Linked DNA regions of Homo sapiens: regions 1 and 2 are each linked to region 3. The links are chromatin loops, found by intact Hi-C in ENCODE. Cell type or tissue: A673. All regions are shown on one strand.

Evidence for each region. A loop is a pair of places that touch in the nucleus more often than their neighbours do. Peaks named below come from ENCODE experiments on the same cell type or tissue, not always from the same donor. Only the 100,000 strongest peaks of a DNase experiment are listed, where the experiment ranks them.
Region 1: a loop joins it to region 3, with 4 times the contacts of the local background. A loop is called at or near these places in 14 of 110 quality-filtered maps.
Region 2: a loop joins it to region 3, with 2.1 times the contacts of the local background. A loop is called at or near these places in 9 of 110 quality-filtered maps.

What each region holds. Positions count from the first base shown.
Region 1 is chr7:31,487,370-31,489,869 of GRCh38, reverse strand. No RefSeq gene overlaps it. Among named protein-coding and RNA genes, the nearest start is that of ITPRID1, 25 kb to the left of the region's middle. In A673, CTCF peaks have their summits at 863 and 1,070 (motif pointing right); a DNase peak (open chromatin) is centred at 1,109.
Region 2 is chr7:31,442,244-31,444,743 of GRCh38, reverse strand. No RefSeq gene overlaps it. Among named protein-coding and RNA genes, the nearest start is that of ITPRID1, 71 kb to the left of the region's middle. In A673, a CTCF peak has its summit at 1,194 (motif pointing left); DNase peaks (open chromatin) are centred at 1,173 and 1,943; H3K27ac peaks cover 1,115 bases.
Region 3 is chr7:31,372,559-31,375,058 of GRCh38, reverse strand. No RefSeq gene overlaps it. Among named protein-coding and RNA genes, the nearest start is that of NEUROD6, 33 kb to the right of the region's middle. In A673, CTCF peaks have their summits at 1,334 and 1,535; a DNase peak (open chromatin) is centred at 1,498; H3K27ac peaks cover 317 bases.

The sequences.
Region 1 (2,500 bases), 110 kb before region 3:
AGTGTCTCACACCTGTAATCCCAGCACTTTGGGAGGCCAAGGCAGGCAGATCACCCGAGGTCAGGAGTTCAAGACCAGCCTTGCCAACATGGTAAAACCCCATCTCTACTAAAAATACATAAATTAGCTGGGCATGGTGGCACATGCCTGTAGTCCCAGCTACTTGGGACGCTGAGGCAGGATAATCACTTGAACACGGGAGGCAGAGGTTGCAGTGAGCTGAGATCGCACCACTGCACTCCAGCCTGGGCCACAGAGTGAGATTCCATCTCAAACAACAACAACAACAAAAAAACCAAGTGTCCACCATGGCAGCTAAAGGAGGCATCTCTGGCAGAGTGGGATTGTGCTAATCACACTCAATATCCCAAATCATATACAATTCAAATATGGTGCACATGTTTTGAAGTAGGGAGCATACGTCTCACCGTGGCTTACAGATGCTGCATGATGTGGCATGCTACCTCGTCAATCTTGCATGGCATGTTCCCCTCTGCCTAATGACACTGCTCTCCATTCAGGTCCTGGACCACACACAGCAGGCTCTTTCCCTCCTAGGACTTTAATGCATTTCATTTCTTCTGCCTATCAGGGTTTCTCACTTGTTATTTGAATTGTTAAGACCTTGTCATCCTTTAGGGATGGTGTCCTCAGGAAGGGCTTTCCTGAACACCCGATTTAAGTAAACCTTATTCTCTTCTTGTTTATCAGAACACTTAGTTTAGTTTTCCTAACACTTCACAAGTTTGATACATTTATTTGTTTGCTTAATTGTTCATTTTGCCCTTTCCACTAGACTGTAAGCTCCTTAAGGGTAGGTACCCTGTCAGATTTCATGGATCGCTACTCCCAGCATCTGAGAATGTGCCCTACCCATAGTAGAGGCTCGATAAGTATTTGTTGAATTAATAGATAGACAGATGAATTCATTGTCCAGATGAATGCAGCAGCAAGTGAGAAAGAAAAAGCAAAAATGAAACCGCCCCCGCAAAAAAGTTAAGTGGGGTATACCGAGTGGATGGGCCAGGAGGGCCTGCTGCAGGACTCGCACAGGGCTGCTGCGCCCCCGAACACCAGGGGGCGCCATTGACATGGACTACAATGATACCCGGGCTCCTTGGAGTTAGTATGTCCAGCCCACATCCTTTCACGGTTCGGTACATCTCAGTTAGAAACAAATGAATCAATCCTAGAAAACCACAGAGCTTCGGGGTTGCGTTGAATTTCAGAGCAGTGCTTCCTAAGCCATCTGTGATGAAGGAACATTTTTGTAAAATTATTTCTAATCCATTGCTCACCAAAACTCTTGTAAACTGCGATACTAAAAAGAAATTGCTTAAAAAAAGGAAATAACAGAAGACATACAAAATTAAAGCCCAAATTTGCAAATGGGTGGAACACACATAAAATCATTCTGGCCAATTACTATTAAAATATAGAAACACTTTGACCTTCTGTATATTCCAGGCCAACTACAGTTTATAGAGTGCCACTGGTCACTAATGACCAGTAATGTAATGTCAATGAGAAGGGCAGCAAGTGAGGTGAGTCGGGTAAGAGCAGAGTCGGGTCAGATACTGTCTTTATTTACAATTTTAAAATTTTGTTCATCATGGATTTTTTTCACCAATTTTGATTTTTCCAAAAAATATTGTATTAAGATATTTTCTTGATTACTGAATTTTTGGTGCTTCCTTAATTTTTGTGTCCAAGGTAAATCCCTCAGTCACCATTCCCTAGTCCCAGCTGTGGGAAGAGCATAAGATTTTCTATTATACACAGAGAAAATTAGGCTAAAAGAGGTTAATTGCTCAATATCAGTGGATAAGTTTCAGGGGCCTTAACACAGGTCTAACCCCAAATCTATACAGGTTCCATTGCATCATACAACCTCCCATGCTGAGCAAGCGCTATTCATTCATTCATTCACTAGCAGTGCCCCCGAAGATCTACTTTCAGTGTGCAGGACCTGTGTAACTGGGAATGAGTACATCTGGAGCAGTAAGTAATGGGTAAGTGACAGGTGACCTTGAATGTGAAGCTGAGGAATATGGATTTTATCTGGAGTTTGTAGGTTCTAGCTACTGCATTCCAGAAGTGGTAGGTCAGATTTATATTTAGAAAGTTCATTCTGAGAGCAGTAGGGTGAATGAGTAGACTGGAGTGGGCAGAACTAGAGGCAGGTGCCCAAATAAAAGGATACAGTAATCCAGGGGAAAGATGACAAGGGAAGTAAAGATGTTGGCCATATTGGAAAGGACCCTTATCATTGGTATCATGAGGGTTCAAGAGAAGAATGAGAATGAATCACCCCTGCTACCCCCAGGCTGTGCCCGGGCATGCTCATTGTGGTAAGGAAACACAGCATAGGTCTGTTGGAGAAACCAAGCAATATATAACTATGTGTATAGGGGGTGGGGAGGGATAAGAAGGAAAACACAGTAATGAGAATCTGAAGTAAGGAAAACGGGTACAAGGAGACATGGAAATGCAAGAAAAT
Region 2 (2,500 bases), 70 kb before region 3:
AGTGTGGTGGCGCGTGCCTGTAATCCCAGCTACTCGGGAGGGTGAGGTATGAGAATCGCTCAAACCCAGGAGGCAGAGGTTGCAGTGTGCCGAGATCGCACCATTGCACTCCAGCCTGGACATCAGAGCAAGACTTCATCTCAAAAAAATAAAAAGAAAAATGTGTCATTTCTTTCTCAAAAGAGACAGAGGGTAGAGAAGGAAAAGGAAACAAATGTGAGACTCAGGTTTTACCTTTTGCCAGTACAGTTTGAGATGGTCATGATACATTCAAATAGTTATGTCTATCAGGCTGAAAGTTAGAACTTGAATGGAGAGAGGTTTACTGGTATGCTGATAAATGTTTAACAACTGGCTCTCCAGGAAGGAAAGCACCCTGGTTTATATCATTTGCCAATTCTGCGGCGTAAATGCTTCCACCATGGCTGATTTTATGCTGCCAACCTGAAGTCACTGAATGCAGAGTTGGGAAGAACTGCCTGTGGGGACTGATGGGAGGTGACCCCAGAACAGCACTGGAAGATGACAGGGATGGAGACTTGAAAATCAAAGAAAACATAAAGTCAAGTCCTGCATTTTACGATGATGAAACTGAGACTGGAAATGGGACAGAGAAGAGAGCTGAACTCTTGAAAGCAGTAGGATGGTTTAGAGGCAGAAGACCAAAGTGTCAGAGATTTAGCCTTTATCTCTATACACAGAGCTTGGTGCTGCTGCAAAAACAATTCATTTGAAGATCAGGAAGATTATGATATTTAAGGTAAGAGAAATATAATTCCCAATGATTATCAGTAGATAGAAGAAAGATAATGCTCAGAGGGTTGGTTGCAATTTTCTATTCTACCTAAGTTCTGATTGGCCTATTGTCTGTCATCCTTAGCTGCTAGCACAAATTACTTCAGGTACTAATTTTCTGAGCTTGTATGCACATTCTGTTTGGCTTATTTCTGCAACAGGTCAAAAGAAGGAAATGAGCCTGTGTGTTCTTATCTAGGCATTCTCAGAGAAGGCTACAAACCCATTACCTCTCACATCCATTCAGAGCACTGTGACACCAGGAGCATGGTGAGAGCTCATCTGTTGTCTTTGGGGATCTTAGGGATCTTTTCTTACTTCCTCATCATGACTCCTAAAACCTTATTCTAAAGAGCCTGCCTTGGGAACACTTGCAGCTTTTACTGCCCCCTAGTGGATATCACACATTACTTCATCCTTCACGGCTTTTATCTGCTGAGAGGGATTAGAGATCTCATCAAGCTCTAGGGTTCAAGGAAAGCCCAATAAATAGCTTTCTCCTGATAACTTAAACTTCAATAATGCGACGGTTCTCAATAATCTTAGCACTCTGAGTATGCCCAGCATTCCTTTTAGGGAAATACAGGTTCATTCAACTTCGTGTGTGACACTAGATTGTCCCCCAAAAGTCTCATTTAAATGTTGTTTTAGCCTCGTTTCTTATTCTAAAGCTTTTTAATCAATTGAGAGCATCTGAGAACTTGACTTTAAGAAGGAGGAGGATCTCTTGTTCTATGAGTATTCTATGGGTTTCTTTCCATTTTGTGGAAATAAAAATAATCACAATTTTCTCTTTAAGCTTTTGACCTTTGTGAGATTAGACCCTGTAGTCCATTAAGAGATCTCAGACACCAAAGTTGATATGGCCTTCAGAAACTTAAAAAGCCATATTAAAATTTTAAGTGTACAAAGACTACATTGTTCACCGGGCCCTCTTTGACCTTGCTAAGAAAATGTTTATAGGGAAACATCTGCAGTCTTGTGTGCAAATACTTAGGAGCGTAAATCAAATCTACAGATAACGTCTTTGAAACCCACTTGTAACTCACTCATTCTTTATTATTGGGTGTTCCTCTCAATTGCTCAATCAGCAGAGTCAATTTACTAGTTACAACTATGATTTTACTTTACTTATGCAATCGGAATTAAATTGGCCTTTTGACTATGACTGTAAGGCTTATTTTATCATACACAAAATACCCATCCTCACATCATCCCACCCCCAACACACACACACATATCTACAAAAGCTTTAAAGGGGAATATAGCCCTTTTCTGAAGGTTTTCTTAGAGATGGGTAGGATGTCAAGGAAGGGATTATACCACACTTTAAATAAAAACCATCTTAACTGCATAGCAGGGTTTCCAGTCTCCTTTCATTCTCAAACTTCCCCTGTCCCTCCGTCTCCTCTCTGCTCTCTCATGTTGGTCCTTCTGGCCTCCTCTCTGTTTCTTTCCCTCTCTGCCCATCGTTCTTGCTAAGGTGATCAATCTGGTCTGTTCTTGGATCCTCTCAAAACCTTATTCATACAAAGCCCATTTGAGAGAAAATGTACTAAATATTTTCACTTTAACTTTTTGTCCTACGATAAAAAAAACTTCTTTGTGATGATTATTGTGCAAACACGAAAGTTTGCCCTTGGACCAAATTACTGATGTCATCCACATGGAAGTGGCAAATGCTGATGCTTCTGCTCCTCCTTAT
Region 3 (2,500 bases):
AGATAATTTGAGGTATGAATGATCCTAAGTAGAAATGCAGATGTGTGCTTCTAGGTAAAGTCAGGTGCTAATAATTACATTGGTAATTCTTCATTATAATGAGGCTATGTCTGCACCCTGGCCACCACCTCAAAACTTTGCTCTCCTGTTAGGCTCACGACATTTTCCACTGGAGGGGATGTGAGGCCAGTTGTGCTTTGATCTATGTTCACAAGTTCCTCTCCATTTAATACAGATTTCTTCCTTCCTTCCTTCCTTCCTTCCTTCCTTCTTTTTTCTCTCTCTTTTTCTTCTTTCCCTTTCTTCCTTCTTTCCTTGATTCCCTCCTTCCTTTCTTTCTGTCTTTCTTCTAGTTGGGAAAAGTATGTCTTTTGGGAATGCAGTAATAATTATATTAAAAAGATTTTACACACACATAAATGTAATGCTAGCCACACATTCTGTGGCTGTTTGATGTGCTGCTGAAAGTTATCTCCCTGTTGGATTTAATTAATCATCTCAAAAATATCTAGGATCCTGCACCTACACAGGTAAGCACAGAGAAATTCTAAAACGACCTTCATTCTTAGCAGACAGAAGGTTTGCTGAATCACTCCCAAATGATTCCTTGGTAAGGGCCCCTTTCTTCCTCACATTGCTCCTTCTCCTCACACACAGTGGCCCCGGTGGAGGGAGGGGTTCTGTGGCAGTGGAAATGTCTGAGTAGCTACACTCTCCCTGCCCCAGCAAGATGCTGAGTTCTATTAGTCAAAATCTACCCTGTATCAGTCACCATCAGCACTTTCCTTCATATGCTCCTCTCAACTCTGGGAGGAAGACAGTAGCCTTGCCTCGTCTGTGTCCAATGCATTGGCAGGCTATGTATATCTATACATGTATCATTGAGCATGGTGGCCCCGGTGCTTGCATCACAGCCCTTCGACTCACATCTGTTTTCAGTGACAGCTTGTCTGGTTTCAGATTCACCCACCTTAAGTGTGTACCATGTGTCTCCACTTTCTGTTCTGGGGACTTCTCCACTCTGTGGTAAAATGCATCATCCTCAGAGGCAGCCCTTACTCCATATGGGACAGGAGCTGGCAGACAAATGGCCCAGCCTCCCGGAGGCACTCTACCCTGCTGAGGAGGTCTCCCTGGGCTCGAGCCTCTGCCGTGCTCAGCAGCCCCTCCGTGACATACCCGAAGGTCAGCTTCTCCTTATTCTGTGTCACCCTCAACTGGGATCCACAATTTCCAAAGAAACCACTGTATCACGTCCTTGTCTCGGGCTTTGTTTCTGGAGGAACCTCTATTAAAACAAAAGCTATGTCTGGCACCTAGTAGGTCCTCCATGAAAGTAAGTTCTCAGCCCCTTCTTCTTCCCATTGTAGAAATGAGGACACTGAGGCCCAGGGGTTCTGAGTAACTTGTCCAAGACCACACAGCCTGAGACCCACAAAGAAGTCAAATTGAAGGCCTCTTTCTGGTGGTTTCTATCTCAAAAGCTGCCTTTTGCTCTGTCCTGAACAAACCAATGAGGACCCCTAGTGGCATGAACAGAATGGACATGCAGGAACTGCAGATAGTGCCTTTGACCAGCCTGACCCCGATTCTGGGAGAAGTCTAGCCTTGCAAGTCAGCAACAGGCTCCTAATTAGGCTCCCTCCCGGGTGGTGCTGAAACCATGGGGGCTGTCCCATCAGATGATATTTCTCTTTCTTGTAGAGGAAAGAAGAGCATCTTATTCCTAGGTTTTCAGGGAGGCTCTCTCTCTGGATGTCAAAGCTCCCTTTGCTGGTTTGGACAATGTCTAGCCTCTCCGGCATCAGACAATTGCTTTGTCAATTCCTGAAGTGAGGGAGATCCCTGTCTACCTGATGGAGCATCAGCAAGGGGCAGGGAACAGGTCTACATCAAAACAGCGTTCAGACAATAGGGCATTAGCTGAGGACCAAACTGCCTTGTGTTGGGGCATCCTCCCACCAGGGTGGGCACAGAAACCCACAGGCCTCCCAGAGTGCAGTGCATTTGCAGAAACTCTGCTCCTTTCAGAAACCTTTGCAGCCCACAAGCATTCATTCAAGAGATGTTTGATGGGTGTCTTTGTCTTCGACATGCTCACACCTTTCAGCCCCCACGATGTCAACCATATGCTCCTAATGAGCAACCCGTGTTTATTATAACAGGGTCTCTTTATCGTGCATGCCCTGTAGCCAACTGTGTCACACTCTCTTCTAAGAAGCTTGGGTATGTGGAGTCATTGTTCTGGGCAGGCTGGATCAAGAGCTACCGGAGGTTGTGCAGTGTCGAGGAAACAGATGGAACAGATGGGGACGCTGTGGCAGAGCACAAACCCAAGAGAAGAGCCAACGGGTGCTGGACCAGCCGCACAGGGTGTAGGAGTGAGAAGGAGGCAGAATTTGGCTTTACTCATCTTTTTTCCCAGCTGGTGAATCCACCTTCTTCTCCTTTACCTGCTTCCTACCTAAGGTATAATTCATGTGTTAGAAGTCCAGGCTCC